Regions from separate parts of the Homo sapiens genome. Here region 2 is linked to region 1. A link is a loop called in an ENCODE intact Hi-C map of the cell type or tissue named here. Cell type or tissue: CD4-positive, alpha-beta T cell. All regions are shown on one strand. Each heading gives the region's core, and the rest is flanking DNA. Links, peaks and the distances in the headings are about the cores only. Region 1 overlaps LINC01839 (long intergenic non-protein coding RNA 1839). Region 2 overlaps CLCN2 (chloride voltage-gated channel 2).

Region 1 (8,321 bases), core at 19-8,018:
TTCTTTTTTTTTTTTTTTGAGATGGAGTTTTGTTCTTGTTGCCCAGGCTGGAGTGCAATGGCGCAATCTCGGCTCACTGCAACCTTCACCTCCCAGGTTCAAGCGATTCTCTTGCCTCAGCCTCCCCAGTAGCTGGGATTACAGGCATGCACCACCACGCCTAGCTAATTTTTTGTATTTTTAGTAGAGACAGGGTTTCATCATGGCCGGCTGGTCTTGAACTCCTGACCTCAGGTGATCCGCCCACCTTGGCCTCCCAGAGTGCTGGGATTACAGGCATGAGCCACAGTGCCCGGCCAATAGTTTCCTTTTTCACTTGGGCAGTGGATATGCAAGACTCATTCCAGGCTTTTGTATGAGCTAGGTCTGCATTCTAGTTCCAGTCCAGTCCTTCATTTCACATGGCCTTAGATAGACTATGTAACCGTTTCCTTCTCTGTAATGGGGGTACTCAGTTCCCATTTCATAGGGTGGCTGTAAAAATCCTTTCATGTTTTGTAAGGATTTATTTTGTTGCCTACATAAAGGTGTGATCTTGGCTCCTTCTGCAATAAACCCTGACAGCAGGTGCTCCGCAAAGGAAGACGACTGAGCGGGTGCCACAGCTGTACTGGTGGCCTGGTGTACTGGGGTGCAGCTAGGCCTGGTGTGACGTGACCATTTGCAAAGACACCCCCAGCCCCGCCCTGGTGTTTTATGGCCAGGTGCACTGCTCAAACTATTTCTCCTTGTTTCCCTTTCTCTCACTCCCTCCTTCTTTTTTCTCCTGCTCATTCACAGGACTAGAGAGGCAGATCCATGGCCACCAAGCTGTTAAGCGGCAAAACTGGGGATTCGAATCCTGGTGTCTCAGAGATGAAGCACTTCCCAACTAAGCCAGGGGCCCATGACTGTAGTCACCTAACTACCTGGGAATCTTTAAGAAACACCAAAGCCGCCGGGCGCGGTGGCTCACGCCTGTAATCCCAGCACTTTGGGAGGCCAAGGCAGGCAGATCACGAGGTCAGGAGATCGAGACCATGCTGGCTAACACGGTGAAACCCGTCTCTACTAAAAATACAAAAAATTAGCCAGGCGTGGTGGCGGGCGCCTGTAGTCTCAGCTACTCAGGAGGCTGAGGCAGGAGAATGGCGTGAACCCAGGAGGCGGACGGAGCTTGCTGTGAGCCGAGATTGTGCCACTGCACTCCAGCCTGGGGAACAGAGCGAGACTCTGTCTCAAAACAAAAAACAAACAAACAAACAACAACAACAACAAAAAACAAAGAAAAAAGAAACCCCAAAGCCTGGGCCCTGCCCTCACAATCTCTGGATACTCTGACCCCGTGGGTGTGGGAGTTTTCAGACCTCCCTGGGTAATGCTGATGCCCAGCCAGGGCTGAGCTCTCCTACACTCCAGTTCCTGCATGCTCTGCCCTTTGCAATACCCCGTTGTCCTCGTGGCGCTCCTGCTATGAATGAGCCAGCTCCCTCTAGTCTGTGAACTTCCTGACAGCAGAGTTCACGTTTTTCATCTTTATGTCCCCAACATGCAGCACAATCTCTGGCACACTTTTGGAAGAGTGCTTAGAACTCTGCAAGAGAGAGGAACTGAGACTGAGATGAGGAAGTTTCGGGGAGGCAGACAGACTTGGCCTGCCCAATACATGAAGTGTTGACCGAAAGGAAGGGCTGCCCACCATGTATTGAGCTCCCCACTGGAAGAAGTAATCAAGAAGAAGCAGAAGCTGATGCTTCCTAAGGGACTACTGCCTATGTTCAGATTCTATTTGTTTCTCTCCACCATCACCAAAGTGAGCATTTCCACCTCACAGTTCTTATTCCTAGAGGCACAGAGTCTCCTACAGGAAAGCAACAGGGAAATCTACTTCAGCCTCCAGCCAACCCTGTGCAGAAATCCCCTCAGCTGCAGCTCCATCCTCTCTGTAGTGGGGACCTTATTCCACATCGCGAAGTCAGCTTGGACAGCTCTGATGACTAGAAAATTCCTCCTTTCTTGGGTCAAGGTTCATGCTCTGCAACTCCTGTCATTTGGCCCTGGTTCTGCCCTCTGGAGTGGCATCATTCCTTCATCCCACTCATAGGGTTGCATAGGCTGCAGAAAGGACTTTGGATTTTATGTCAAGTGAAATGGGGGCCACATGAAGTATCATTAAACCAGGGGGCAGGGATGGCAACGTGATTTGATTTCTGATTTCAAAAGAACACTGTGGGCCAGGTGCGGTGGCTCCTACCTGTAATCCCAGCACTTTGAGAGGCTGAGGCGGGTGGATCACCTGAGGTCAGGTGTTCGAGACCAGCTTGGCCAACATGGTGAAACACCGTCTCTACTAAATACAAAAAATTATCTGGGTGTGGTGGCGGGCACCTGTAATCCCAGCTACTTGGGAGGCTGAGGCAGGAGAATCGCTTGAACCCAGGAGGCGGGGGTTGCAGTGAGCTGAGATTGCACCATTGCACTTCAGCCTGGGCAACAAGAGCAAGACTCTGTCTCAAAAAAGGAAAAAGAAAAGAAAAGAAACCCACTGTGTTACTGTGTGGAATCTGGATTACAGGGGAGTAACAGGAGAACCCAGCCGATGGGTTGGGAAGCTCCTGGAATCATTCAAACAAGAGATGATGGTAGCTTGGGCAGTGGTGCTAGCAGGGAAGATGGATTTGGGATGTGTTTTGGGTACAGAGCCAGCAAGACTTGCTGATGGATTGGATGTGCATATGCTAGTATTTGCCTAGTATAAGAGAATCTTGGCCTTATGTGTCATCTTTATTAACAAGAAATAGCTAAATTTAAAATATTCGTATTTTCGTATGCAGAGGATGGATAATTTAATCTATTCATGATTACTGAGATCGCTTTTGTTTTGATTTCTATCTCTGCGTTGTTGTTGCTTTTCTGGTTGTTATCTTTATTCTCATTCCTGATTTTCTAGATTTATTGTCTTGTTTCTTATCTCTTCCCCTATTTTCTTTTCCCCTTTTAAACAAGTTACTTGTAACATATCTGACATACAAGCATTCATGTCTTTCTTCCCTTTCTACATGGATAATAAGGGAATCTGTGGAGGCATTTCTGCCTGAAAAGAAGAGAAAGCAGAGGAGGAGGAGGAAGGGGAGAGGAGGAGGAGGGGGAGGAGGAAGAGAAGCAGAGGAGGAGGAGGAAGGGGAGAGGAGGAGGAGGGGGGAGGAGGAGGAGAGGGAGGAGGGGGGAACAGGAGGAGTAGGAGGAAGAGGAGTAGGAGGGGGAGGAGCAGGAGGGGGAGAAGGAGGAGGAGAAGGAGGAGGAGGGGGAGGAGGAGGAGTAGGAGGGGGAGGAGGAGGAGGGGGAGAAGGAGGAGGAGGGGAGGAGGAGTAGGAGGGGGAGGAGGAGGAGTAGGAGGGGGAGGAGTAGGAGGGGGAGAAGGAGGAGGAGGAGGGGGAGGAGGGGGAGGAGGAGGAGGGGGAGGAGGAGGAGGAGGGGGAGGAGGAAGAGGAGGAGGAGATGCTTCCTAAGGGGTCGCTGCCTATATTCAGGTTCCATTGGTTTCTCTCCACCATCACTGAAATGGGCATTTCCACCTCACAGTTCTTATTGCTAGAGGTACAGGAATAACTGTACCTCCGGACTCCCAACATCAGTCTCCTCCCCAGCCTGACCCCAGCCTCACCCTCACACAGCCTCAGCTCCCACTGAGCCCCACTCTCTGCAAGGCGGAGGGCTGACCAAAAGCGAAGAAGGCCAGGCGGTTGGATTCTCAGGGCCGGCTTACCTGTCAAGGACAAGCGGAACCTCAAACCTAGAGAAGTTCAGAGAAAATCCACCAGAGGGCACTGCAGCACTGCCCTGGAAAGAACATCCCGCGACCGCTTTTTCCCAATTAGCAAAGCACTACCGTATTGAGCACCCGTTAGCACAAAGCCCTGGGCGAGAGGCTGAGATGCAAAGATCAGGGCACAGGTGCTGCCCACTGCCACGTCGCGGGGGTGGGGGGGTGCTCAGAGCCCCTGGAGAGGGGTGAGAAGGTGGCACCCAGGCAGGGTGCCCTGCTTCTGGGGACTTTAATTATAGGACACACGCATACGTACAACCACACAACACATACATACACCAAGTAGACAACACACATATGAGCAACACCCACACTCACACCACACAAACAACACACACACACACACATACACACACCACACAAGCCACATACACACACCCTGCAGCCCTGGGCACCTGTGAGGGGCCAGCTGTGGGCAGACCCTGGGCCACAGAGGAGGTAGGGTAGAGACTCTGAGGAGAATGTGGAGCAGAGCATCGGTGAGTTTATAGCTTGAGAAAACAACCCCCATGGCCCCCAGACAATCCACACATCATTAGAGTTGCTGTAAAATAGCCCTATTAAAACGCACACATGTTAACCACATGCTACCCAAGGGTTATATGAACTCATCGATACCCACTCGCACATTAGCACAGATTTGCTGGGCGCTGAGGTTGGGGTGGGGAATCTTTTGCCAGAGGGTCACAGGGGAGGAGAATGCTAGCCAGCGTTTAAGGAGTGCTGATTGGGTGCAGACACTGTGCTGGTGGGGAGGGGTGCTTTCCTTCTCTTAATGCTCACAGACCACTGTGCTGTGGGCTAAAATATTATCCCCATTTGGGGCTGGGCATGGTGGCTCATGCCTGTAATACCAGCACTTTGGGAGGCCAAGGTGGGCAGATCACGAGGTCAGGAGTTCAAGACCAGCCTGACCAACGTGGTGAAACCCCGTTTCTACCAAAAATACAAAAATTAGCCAGGTGTGGTGGTGCGCGCCTGTAATTGCAGTTTCTTGGGAGGCTGAGGCAGGAGAATCGCTTGAACCTGGGAGGCGGAGGTTACAGTGAGCTGAGATCACATCACTACACTCCAGCCTGGGTGACAGAGTGAGACTCCATCTCCAAAAAAAAAAAAAAAAAAAAAAAAATTATCCCCATTTTACAGAGGAGGACACCAAGGCTCAGAGAAGTGAAGTGGCTTGCCCAGGATCACATAGCTAGTAGGTGGAGGAGCTGGGATTCTAACTCTGCCCCGAAGGAACTCACAGTTAGTTGGGGCAATGTATACAGAAAAAGACCCTAAACGACACAAGAGCATCTAACAAAGAGCAACTTCATTTTCTTTCTTCCTCCCCTTTCTTTCTCTTCTCCCTTTCTTTCCCTCCCTCCCTCCTTCCCTTCCTTCCTTCCTTCTTTCCTTCCTTCCTTCCCTTCTCTCTCTCCCCTCTCTGTCTCTCTCTCTCCCCCCTCCCCCCTTCTCCCATCTGTTTCTCTCTCTTTCTACCTCTCTCTCTCTCCCCTTGCCCTGTCTGTCTGTCTCTCTCGTCTGTCTCTCTCTCTCTCCCCGCCCCCCCCCCCCCCACCTCTGTCTCTCTCCCTCTCTCTCTCTTTCTCTCCTTCCAGGACTTAACATGCCCCATTTGCATTCACAAGAGCTTCCCCTGAGAAGGAAGTGGCAGCCCCTGCTCAGGCTGCCCTACCCTAATGACTCCAGGTAGCCTTGTGTCATCTACAGATGCAGCCTGTCGCCTGAAACCTCTGGCCCAGCAGATATTATGGTGCTGAAAGATCAATGGCGGGGAAAGACGCCTGTGGCGATTGTGCAGGCTCGGGTGGGAGACTCACAGCGAGCCCTCTGAGATCTCTAGCAAGGCCATGCCAGCTGCAGCGAGGACTACATGCCAAAAAATAAATTAAATAAAATAAGAAACTGCCACGGAGGACCAAGTGACTGTGCAACCAGAACTGCCCATTGTGAGCTGGGTCTCGTCGGTCCCATTGTGAGCTGGGTCTCGTCGTCCTCCCAAGCTGTAAGGCCAAGCAGGCTCAGCAGCAGCCCGTTGTAAGATGGAGGTGCGTCCTCCAGGATTGAAGTGAGTGGACAGCAAGCCGCAGGGCCCCCACCCCAGCTCATGCCCATGATTCTATGGGTTCCTGTCCAACCAGCCAAAGCGGGGAGGAAAAGCCTGAACTTGGGGTACAGATGGGTCAGCTCCACATGTATGTGCAAACTAAAAATGATGGCAGCCTCACTCAGGGGTGGATTGGAAAAAATTATTGGAAATCATTTTGGAATTTTCCAATAGTTTTGGAATTATTTTGGAATAATTTTCCAATAATTTTGGAAACTATTTCTCCAAAATTATTGGAGAAAATCCTCCAATAAATAGGCGGAGTTTCAGATGGTGCAGCTAATCATCCCCTTTGTGTGGAAAGAGAAGGGTCCCAAAGTTAAGATATGTACAACTCATGGGTAGTGGCTGATGGCTCAGCTGAGTGGTTGGAGGCTGGGACCTGAAGGAAAAAGGCTGGAAGATGAGGAGCAGCAGGTCTGGGCTGGAGGATGTGTCTGGACATTTGGGAGTGGGCCCAAGTGTGAAGGTCTTTGTAGCGCATGTTCACAGCTGCCAGAGAGCATCCACTGCGGACAGGCACTGAACAACCAACTAGACAAAATGACCTGGTCAACCTCCATCAGCCTTCCTTTGCCATTGGACAGCCCATTGCCGGCATGATGGGCACAGTGGCCACGGTGCAGAGATGGAGGCTACTCGAGACCCAGCAGCTTGATTCCTCCTCACCAAGCCCCATCTAGGTGGATCTAGATACTTCCCTTAAATTCCAACCTGCTCGGATGCCAGTGAAGACAGGGCGCCTTGTAAGAGTCACCAGCAGGGGGCGGTGGCAGAACAGGTACAACCTTTGGCAGCAAAGGACTCACCTGTGGAGAAACTCCAGCGGAGGGAGGACGCATGTTTCCCTTTTCCTTGTTACAGAGTAGAGCCATGGAAACTTCAGGAACTGGGGAGAATCCCAGTTCTACCCAGGGTGGGCCAAGTAAAGAAGGCTCTTGATACGTTCAAGAGTAGGTTAAAAAGCTTGACTAATGCTGAACTGAGGGGCTAGAGGAAAAGGTGATTTCTATTTTCTTTTTTATTTAAAAACCCATTATATTGTATTAGAGTTTTAAGGTCTTTCTTTCTTTCTCTTTCTTCTTTCTTTCTTTCTTTCTCTCTCTCTTTCTCTTTCTTTCTTCTTTCTTTCTTTCTTTTTCTTTCTTTCCTTTTAGACGGAGTTTTGCTCTTTTTGCCCAGGCTGGAGTGCAATGGCGCAATCTCGGCTCACTGCAACCTCTACCTCCCTGGTTCAAGCAATTCTCCTGCCTCAGCCTCCCAAGTAGCTGAGATTACCGGCGCCTGCCACCATGCCCAGCTAATTTTGTAGTTTTAGTGAGACAGGGTTTCACCATGTTGGCCAGGCTGGTCTCGAACTCCTGACCTCAGGTGATCCACCTGCCTCGGCCTCCCAAAGTGCTGGGATTACAGGTGTGAGTCACCGCGCCTGGCCAGGGTTTCAAGGTTTTCAAAGCACCCTCAGGTAGTTTTTTTGTTTTTTTGTTTTTTTTTTTTTTTTGTAGTGAAGCTGCAAAACAATCTTGAGAAGTGGATATTATCATCCTCAAGAAAATACAGGCTCAGACACGTTAGCCAACTTGTTTCAGGTCACAGCTGGACAGAGAGGCTGGACCTGAACCCGGGCCCTTCCAAGTCAAATGACTTGGATTCAGACTCAATTTTGCCACCGCTGGATTTTTGGTCCTAAGAGAGAGCCTCGGCTTTCTCTGGACCTTGGTTTCCCTCCCACTGAGGGAGAACAGCAACCTTAGTCATCAGTCCTTAAGCTTTGGCCTTACCACACCTGTGCAACCGGTGGGGGCGCTGGAGCCTGCTGGTACCAGGCTGCCCCAGAGCCCCTTGTTGAACGTTCACAGCACCCCACTGCGTGCAGGCCAAGGTGGAAAATGGTTGACATACTTTTGAACCAAGAAATAGATGTATCGTGTACAAAATTTAAAAAAACAAATGTCCCTCCCTGTCTTGCCCGTGGTAAGCCTTTCCCCTCCCAGGAGGCCACTGCTGTTACCAGTTGTCTTGTGTGATCCGTGTTCATATCAAACAGCGAGCTCTGCTGGGCCAGGCGGTTCCCCTGCGGCCACAGGCGTCCCAGGATGTGCCAGGTTCAGGTTCAGCTGCCATGAAGCACTTCTCTATGGTAGGCTCTTACACCGATATTGCCACTATTTTTTTTTTTCTCTTTTGAGACAGAGATTCGCTCTTGTTGCCCAGGCTGGAGTGCAATGGCACAATCTTGGCTCACCGCAAACTCCGCCTCCCAGGTTCGAGCGATTCTCCTGCCTCAGCCTCCTGAGTAGCTGGGATTACAGGCATGCGCCACCACACCCAGCTAATTTTGTATTTTTAGTAGAGACGGGGTTTCTCCATGTTGGTCAGGCTGGTTTCGAACTCCCGACCTCA
Region 2 (8,321 bases), core at 322-8,321, 190 kb after region 1:
GGGATGCCGCTTGGCAAAGAGGTAACTGCAGGCTGGGGAATGAAGGAGTCCCTCCTGGTGGAAGAGGAGGCCAGGCCAAGGTCAGGGCGGGCCCCCTCCCGACTCACCGCCTGCCCCACCCCGCAGGGCCCTTTTGTGCATATCGCAAGCATGTGTGCTGCCCTTCTCAGCAAGTTCCTCTCCCTCTTTGGGGGTATCTATGAGGTAAGGGGAACCCTGGGGCAAGTAGGGGGCAGAGGCTGCTGAGCCCACAGCTGACCCCCTCTTGCCACCACTCTCGCCAGAATGAATCCCGGAACACAGAGATGCTGGCTGCCGCCTGTGCCGTGGGGGTGGGCTGCTGCTTCGCGGCACCTATTGGAGGTAGGCAGGGCTCCTAGGTCAGTCCAGCCCCACAACCCTGCCCTTGGCCTCTCCTCCTTGGCCCCTCTTATCTGGGTCTGAGGCCTTAGGCCAGGCCCAGGCCTCAAGTGCTGGTCTCCCTCCCCCTCACAGGCGTCCTCTTCAGCATCGAGGTCACCTCCACCTTCTTTGCAGTGCGGAACTACTGGCGGGGCTTCTTCGCTGCCACCTTCAGTGCCTTCATCTTCCGGGTCTTGGCAGTCTGGAACCGGGATGAAGGTGGGGGCACCCAGGGGATGAGGGCAGCCCGAGATGGTGCCAGGTAGGGGGCCCACGAGGCTAGGCCTGCCTCCCTCTGCTGTTCTTCCCTTTAGAGACTATTACAGCCCTCTTCAAAACCCGATTCCGGCTCGACTTCCCCTTTGACCTGCAGGAGCTGCCAGCCTTTGCTGTCATTGGGTGAGGAGCTGAGGGGGCTGGGGGTATCAGAGAGGAGGGGGGTTTCTAGAAGGCTCCTTTTCACTCAGGTGCCTCTTCCCTTTCCAGTATTGCTAGTGGCTTCGGTGGAGCCCTCTTTGTCTACCTGAACCGGAAGATTGTCCAGGTGATGCGGAAGCAGAAAACCATCAATCGCTTCCTCATGAGGAAGTGAGTGGCTCTCGGCTCCTCTCCAGGCTGCTTTGAGTTGTATAAGGGCCACAGTAGGTCAGGGGACAGTGATGGGGAGAGAATGGCCCAGTCAAAACAGGCACTTCACTGAGAAATCAGCCAGCAGTGTTTTCCAGGCTGACTGAGCATTTTTATATTCATATGAATTACCTGAAAATTGGCATTTTTAAGTTTATAGTCAGCGGTAGAGGACATTTGGGAATCAAAGACTAAGGCCTCCTCAGGTCCTCTGGGCTGGCCCATATAGGAATGCTCCCTGGAGAGTGTTTGAGCCTCAGGTTCCCCCCATGACCCATGGGGATAGATGAGATCTCTTTTTTTTTTTTTTTTTTGAGACGGAGTTTCACTCTTGTTGTCCAGGCTGGAGTGCAATGGTGCGATCTCGGCTCACCGCAACCTCCGCCTCCTGGGTTCAAGCGATTCTCCTGCCTCAGCCTCCCAAGTAGCTGGGATTACAGGCATGCACCACCACGCCCGGCTAATTTTGTATTTTTTAGTAGAGACAGTTTCGCCACGTTGGTCAGGCTGGTCTCGAACTCCCGACCTCAGGTCTGCCCACCTTGGCCTCCCAAAGTGCTGGGATTACAGGCGTGAGCCACTGTGCCCGGCCGAGATTTTTTTTTTTTTAATCTCCAGAACACAGCTCTCTCAGTGTGACCCTGAGGATTGGGAGTGGGGAGGGCGAGACATGACTTCCCTTGGGACTGACATCCTTCAGAGAGAGGGCAGCCAGCTGAACCTGCTCCCTACGCACCTCTGGTCAACTTTACAAGTGACCCCAGCTTCCCCCAACATTGACCTTCACTCTAAGTCACTGCAGAGAGACAAAGAGAGGCAGAAACTTCTCCACCCCATCACACAATATGCCCTGATGGGCTTCTGAGGGTGGAGGGTGGAATAACAACTCGGAGGGCCCCAAGGGAGGGCTTGGAGGATGGACTTTCTGCTGCTGCTACCCACCTACAGAGTCAGGGGCTGACAGAAAGGTCTTTGGGTCAGACCCCTGCTCTTAGAATAACCCCAGTCCACCATCAGCCTTGGGGCTATCGTATCATAAACAGCAAAGGAGACCTTCTGTCAGGACTGAGTGTTTTCATGAAAGAGCCAAGGCTCTGCTCTGACCTCAGCCCTGAGATATGCGAGGCCACCCAGCCCTTGGCCACCCACGACTGATGTGAAACCTACGACTCTAGACGCCTGCTCTTCCCGGCTCTGGTGACCCTGCTCATCTCCACGCTGACCTTCCCCCCTGGCTTTGGACAGTTCATGGCTGGACAGGTAACCACAGGCAGAACAGGAGTTTTGTGCTTTCCCTTGGAAGGCATTCCTCCAAAGCCAACAGCCCCAGTGTGACTGTGGGACCCCTTGTTCCCCGTGGGATCCCATGGCCTCTTCCCTTCATCCTGTCGGTTTCCCAGCCTGAGGCACCCTGTTCACTCTAGCTCTCACAGAAAGAGACGCTGGTCACCCTGTTTGACAATCGGACGTGGGTCCGCCAGGGCCTGGTGGAGGAGCTAGAACCACCCAGCACCTCACAGGCCTGGAACCCACCACGTGCCAACGTCTTCCTCACCCTGGTCATCTTCATTCTCATGAAGGTGGGCTCCTCACGTGTACACTGCTAACCTTTACATAGCTTGCCCTTCTAAGCACCTGCCACGCAGTGCTCACTCCTCGAAGCCTCTCCACAGTGCCATGGGAAAGGCACTATTATCACCCCCGTTTGAAAGATGGGGGAGTCGAAACACAAGTAGCTGGCCCAAAGTCACACAGCTAGAGGGCAGAGCGATGATCTGAACCCAAGCCATCTGCTTCCAGAGTCCTTCCCCTTGCCATCACCTGGGAGGCCTGGGGGTCCCAGGGTAGCTAGGAGGGTTACGGGGTGGCTGGGAGGGTTACGCCCACCTGATCAGCGAGGTAGACTTCTCCTGGGTGGCGCTGTGGGCTGCCTGGGGCCAGGTGGAGCCTCTTCGCCTTTGAACCACCCCCTGCCTGCAGTTCTGGATGTCTGCACTGGCCACCACCATCCCAGTTCCCTGTGGGGCCTTCATGCCTGTCTTTGTCATTGGTGAGTTCTCAGCTGCCTGCTCACCCAGCCTGCACCTTCCTCAGCCTCTGGCCACCCCCCCAGCCAACCCTCTGCCCAAGAGCGGGTTTTTGGTCCAGCCCTAGCCCGAACCCTGACCCCACAGGGCTGTGCCCTACACTGAATGACCCGTTGGCCCCTCCCTCACCCTCTGACCCTCTCTCTTCCTAGTGCCCCCTGCCCTCCCCCTCCACTGCCTCTTTCTCTTCCCACCCCCCTCCCTGAAGGAGCAGCATTTGGGCGTCTGGTGGGTGAAAGCATGGCTGCCTGGTTCCCAGATGGAATTCATACGGACAGCAGCACCTACCGGATTGTGCCTGGGGGCTACGCTGTGGTCGGTGAGTGCCTCAGGTCCCATCGGCCTTGGGAGACCCCCCCACCCACGCCCCAGCCACAGGGTCCGAGACTCTGGTGCCCCCTGCTGGCAGAAACCAGGCTTCCCTCAGATGCACAGGTCCAATCCCAGGACTGTATTGGGCAGCCCTGAGGGACCCACTCAGGACCTGCCCTGGTTGTGGAGGGTCTTCTGGGACCTGGGCACCCTGAGGAGACTGAGTGTGACTGTCCCCAGGGGCAGCTGCGCTGGCAGGAGCGGTGACACACACAGTGTCCACGGCTGTGATCGTGTTCGAGCTCACAGGCCAGATTGCCCACATCCTGCCTGTCATGATCGCCGTCATCCTGGCCAACGCTGTCGCCCAGAGTCTGCAGCCCTCCCTCTATGACAGCATCATCCGAATCAAGAAACTGCCCTACCTGCCTGAGCTCGGCTGGGGCCGCCACCAGTACGGAGGGCTGGGTGCCAAGGGGGCTGTGGGTGAAGGGCAGAGGGCATCCTAGATCCCCCTACAGCCACCTCTAGCAAGGTCCTGGAGCCTACGAAGCTGGGAGATGAGCCACCTTCGTCCACACTCTGGAGGGGCTGTAGCTGGCCCCTGCTGTTCAGAAAGAAGGGTGGGAGCACCCCTTGGTCCTTAGCTCCCGTCCCCATGGATGGGCTCTGGAGCCCTCCTTGTGGCCCTGGGATGGCAATGCTCTGGGCACCTCTCCCCATGCTGACCACAAACCAAGCGCCTCTCTCGGCCCCCAGGCAGTACCGGGTGCGTGTGGAGGACATCATGGTGCGGGATGTTCCCCATGTGGCCCTCAGCTGCACCTTCCGGGACCTGCGTTTGGCACTGCACAGGACCAAGGGCCGAATGCTGGCCCTAGTGGAGTCCCCTGGTGAGGCCAGGAGGGGTCCCAGGTGCTAGGGGCATTGCCCAGGGTCGAAGCTTCGGGAAGGGGCAGGGAGCTCAGGACCAGTCTCCTTGGTTCCAAAGGGAATGGACCAGCACTTGCCAGGTGGGGGCTTCCCTCTGGTGTGTGGCCTGCATGCAAGGCCCCCCACTCTGAGTGTGAGAGAAGGACGGGGCTGGAGGGCTCCCTCTCAGCTCCTGAGTCCTTCCACCTGTTCTGTCCAGAGTCCATGATTCTGCTGGGCTCCATCGAGCGTTCACAGGTGGTGGCATTGTTGGGGGCCCAGCTGAGCCCAGCCCGCCGGCGGCAGCACATGCAGGAGCGCAGAGCCACCCAGACCTCTCCACTATCTGATCAGGAGGGTCCCCCTACCCCTGAGGCTTCTGTCTGCTTCCAGGTGAGGGGAAAAGCCACAAACGCTTCCTAAATGTCATTGTGTAGACTGATTGGGAGGGTGGTCTGGGGCCGTGGCCTCACCAGCCCCTTCCTGCCTATGCAGGTGAACACAGAAGACTCAGCCTTCCCAGCAGCCCGGGGGGAGACCCACAAGCCCCTAAAGCCTGCACTCAAGAGGGGGCCCAGTGTCACCAGGAACCTCGGAGAGAGTCCCACAGGTAAGCCCATGTCTCCTGTGTCCACAGAGCCTCAGCCAAGCTACTGAGATCCATTAGAGTCCCTGCCCAGCCCTGTTGCTGGGGTACATCCCAGCTGGAAGAGGCTGCCCACATGGGCCAGGGCTGGAACTGGGATACCTCTCCCTGTGTCTTCCTTACCTTTCCTGGTCCTCTCCCCAAAAGATGACATTGCCCCCTGGGGCCTTATGTTTGGGAACACAGGGAGCGCAGAGTCGGCAGGCATCGCCCTCCGGAGCCTCTTCTGTGGCAGTCCACCCCCTGAGGCTGCTTCGGAGGTGAGTGGCTGGAGCCTGTCCTCCTAGCTTGCTTTTTCCCCAGCTCCCTCTCCAATGCTGAGACCACGTCATTAACCCTGCAGTGCCTGCCTCTATTCTCCCTGCCCTTCGGCCCTCCCTGCTGTCAGCTCAGGTCCTGTGGCGTGCCCTTTCCCCTGGGCTCCACCACTTCCCCTCACCTCCCCTCTCCCTATAACCTCAACTCCTCATCTTTCTGGTTTGGCTCTAACAAAACTGAAGAAGTTGGAATCCTGTGAGAAGCGCAAGCTGAAGCGTGTCCGAATCTCCCTGGCAGTAAGTATGCCTGCTCTTCTAGCATCTCGGCGGCACCGGGCAGGGAGGGCAGGGTCTAGGCTGGATAAACTCCAGAGCCCCTAGCTGCCAGCCTCCCTCCCTCTCTACTAGAGTGACGCGGACCTGGAAGGCGAGATGAGCCCTGAAGAGGTAAGGTGCCACTGGACTCTGGACCCTGTTTCTTCCTGGTTGTGTTCAATCATCATGTTGGCTGCTGTCCCCATGGGAGGGACCACGGGGTTGGAAAAAGGGCAGGCCAGCTTTCAGGGAGGTGAGGTCAGCTACAGGCACCTTCTCCCTAAACCTCATAGTCTCTTCCCCTCAGATTCTGGAGTGGGAGGAGCAGCAACTAGATGAACCTGTCAACTTCAGTGACTGCAAAATTGATCCTGCTCCCTTCCAGCTGGTGGAGCGGACCTCTTTGCACAAGGTAGGGCCAGCAGCCTGGCCCAGGGCTGGTCTAGGCTCTCAGGACACAGTGGGGATCTTGGTCCCCCTACAAGTTTGGACTCAGGCCAGTGGGGAAGGAGGGAGGAGAAGGGAGTTGGCTCAGTGCGGAGATGTTTTTTAGACATACTGCTTGGATGATGGGAGGTGGGAGCAGCCTCCTCCTGCTCTGTGGTGGAGCCAGGCATCGTTTTTCCTCTGCTCAGCCTTGCCCTCGAGGGAACTCTGGACCAACGAAGCAACAAAGACAGGGATTGAGCTGGGTGGAAGCCAGAAGGCCAGGCCAGGGTCAGAGCTAGGCGGGAGGCCACCACAGCCCAGCAAGGTTGATACGCCCATGCGGAAAAAAACGGGTGAGAAACAGGCAGGATAAGAAAATGCAATAAACAAGCCAACAAACATCCAAGTAGGGGTGGGGAGACTGCAGAGTAGAGATAAACAAAGATGAGAAACACCCAGTGGGGGGCTTGGAATGCCAGACCCCAGAAAGTCTGCCTTAATGTGGGCCGAAGGAAAACTGGTACGGACGCGGGAAGATGGCTCAGCAGAACTGCAAAGCAGCCTGCAGAAATGCGGCGAGGAACTGAGCAGACTGCCTGGGGTGGGCGAGGCAGACCCCAGAGGAGGCCAGGAGCTCTCTGCGTCCAGGACTCCTAAGGGGGGCAGCCTGCATTGGTAAAATGGCTCCTGGGACCAGCAGAAGCCAAGGGGTGTTTTAGCTAAACTTTTGACAGGCATAATGTACAAGCCTTGAAGCGTTGGGGGGTTTGGGGGAGGGGATAAGCAGCAGGTAGATGTACCCAAAACCTGCAGCTTGGGCATTCAGCTTACACACAAGCTCTGCCTAAGAGCCAGTATAGCATGGACAAGCGGAGACTGAGGCAGGAAGCATAGGGGACAAAAGAGAAACAAAAAGGCAAAAATAAAGGAACTTAGAAGTCCTTGGATGAGTGGCAAACTGCAGTGCAGTTGCAAGAAAAAAGGTAATAGGCCTGAGAGGGCTTTTATCTAAAGCCCTTCTTCCCAAAACCTCTGAGGCCTTTCCACAATGATCTTACTCCTCAAACATCCATGATGATGATCATGCTGACATTTTTCGAGTGCTTGCTATGTGCGAGACACTGTGCTAAGCTCTTCAACTGTTTAATCATCACAAGCACGCACTTAGATATTGCGATCCTCCAGTTTTTATAGATAAGAAAACTGAGATTCAGAGAGGTTGAGCAAGTTGCACAAGGACACACAGCTAATAAGTAGCAGAACTGGCGCAGTGGCTTACACCTGTAATCCCAGCACTTTGGGAGGCTGCAGCAGGTGGATCACTTGAGGTCAGCAGTTCGAGACCAGCCTGGCCAACATGGTGAAACTCCATCTCTACTAAAAATACAAAAAATTAGCCAGGCGTGGTGGCAGGCACCTGTAATCCCAGCTACATGGGAGGCTGAGGCAGGAGAATTGCTTGAACATGGGAGGTGGACGTTGCAGTGAGCCGAGATCATGACACTGCACTCCAGCATGGGTGACAAAAGCGAAACTCCATCTCAAAAAAATAATAATAAGTAGCAGAACTGGGCCTGGAATCTAGGATGGTCTGACTCAAAAGCCTGTGGCCTTAACCATATTAATACACAGGGAAACTGAGGCATGCAGCGAGGAGGTCACGTGCCTGAGTCAGCACAGCAGAGTCAGGCCCAGAGCCCAGATTTCCTGGCCCTGCTCCCAGGATTCTTTCAGAAGGCCATGTTGTCCCTCTCCATGTCAGTTCACTGTTCCCAGGCCCAAGAAGTATGGGCCCTCCAATGGGTTCCATGATGTCTAATTGAATTAAATGAAAAAGAACAAAGTAGATATTTGTTACAAACTTAAAAATCAGAAGAGAAGAAGTCTTTGAGGAACCAACTAACAAAAGTACAAAGAACTAGAAGTGATAAGAACATAAAAGATTAGAATTCAAAATGTCCTTACAGGCCTGAGGAATCAATAGGTAGTCGCCCAATTAAGTTCAGGAGGGGAACATTCAGATAAGAGAGAGAAAACACTGGAGACTACTTAGGAACCCGTGCAACTGGAGATCGCTGTGCCGGCTAATAAGTAATTCATTCAGAGGCCACCCACGGAGAAGCAATGGTAAAGGCCAGAGTGGCGGCCACAGCTAGGGCCAGACCAACTGAACCCAAATCCTTACTCTGCCACATGCTGGCTTGCTGTGTACCTTGGTAAGTTTCTTAGCCTCTCTGTGCTTCACTTTCCCGATCTGTAAAATGGGGATCACACCTCACTGGGTTTTCTAAGAATTAAAGGACTTGAAACATGTGAAGCACTTACAATAGGGCC

The links. Hi-C counts contacts between places; a loop is a spot of excess contacts. Peaks named below come from ENCODE experiments on the same cell type or tissue, not always from the same donor. Only the 100,000 strongest peaks of a DNase experiment are listed, where the experiment ranks them.
Region 2: it touches region 1 in a loop (4-fold over the local background); 10 of 110 quality-filtered maps call a loop at or near these places.

What each region holds. Positions count from the first base shown.
Region 1 is chr3:184,539,637-184,547,957 of GRCh38, reverse strand. The region is part of intron 6 of LINC01839 (long intergenic non-protein coding RNA 1839); the gene reads right to left. It overlaps LINC01840 (long intergenic non-protein coding RNA 1840), which reads left to right. Exons shown (of 2, transcript NR_046593.1): 2 at 781-1,244. Among named protein-coding and RNA genes, the nearest start is that of LINC01840, 13 kb to the left of the region's middle. In CD4-positive, alpha-beta T cell, for the core only: CTCF peaks have their summits at 3,629, 3,829 (motif pointing right), 6,451 and 6,671 (motif pointing right); DNase peaks (open chromatin) are centred at 1,517, 3,807 and 6,687; H3K27me3 peaks cover 503 bases.
Region 2 is chr3:184,349,662-184,357,982 of GRCh38, reverse strand. CLCN2 (chloride voltage-gated channel 2) reads left to right here. Exons shown (of 24, transcript NM_004366.6): 5 at 1-21; 6 at 127-204; 7 at 285-363; 8 at 496-621; 9 at 717-801; 10 at 889-990; 11 at 2,205-2,289; 12 at 2,454-2,609; 13 at 3,010-3,079; 14 at 3,325-3,435; 15 at 3,669-3,882; 16 at 4,188-4,321; 17 at 4,561-4,733; 18 at 4,836-4,950; 4 more. Among named protein-coding and RNA genes, the nearest start is that of CLCN2, 7.8 kb to the left of the region's middle. In CD4-positive, alpha-beta T cell, for the core only: CTCF peaks have their summits at 3,308 and 3,526 (motif pointing left); a DNase peak (open chromatin) is centred at 3,512.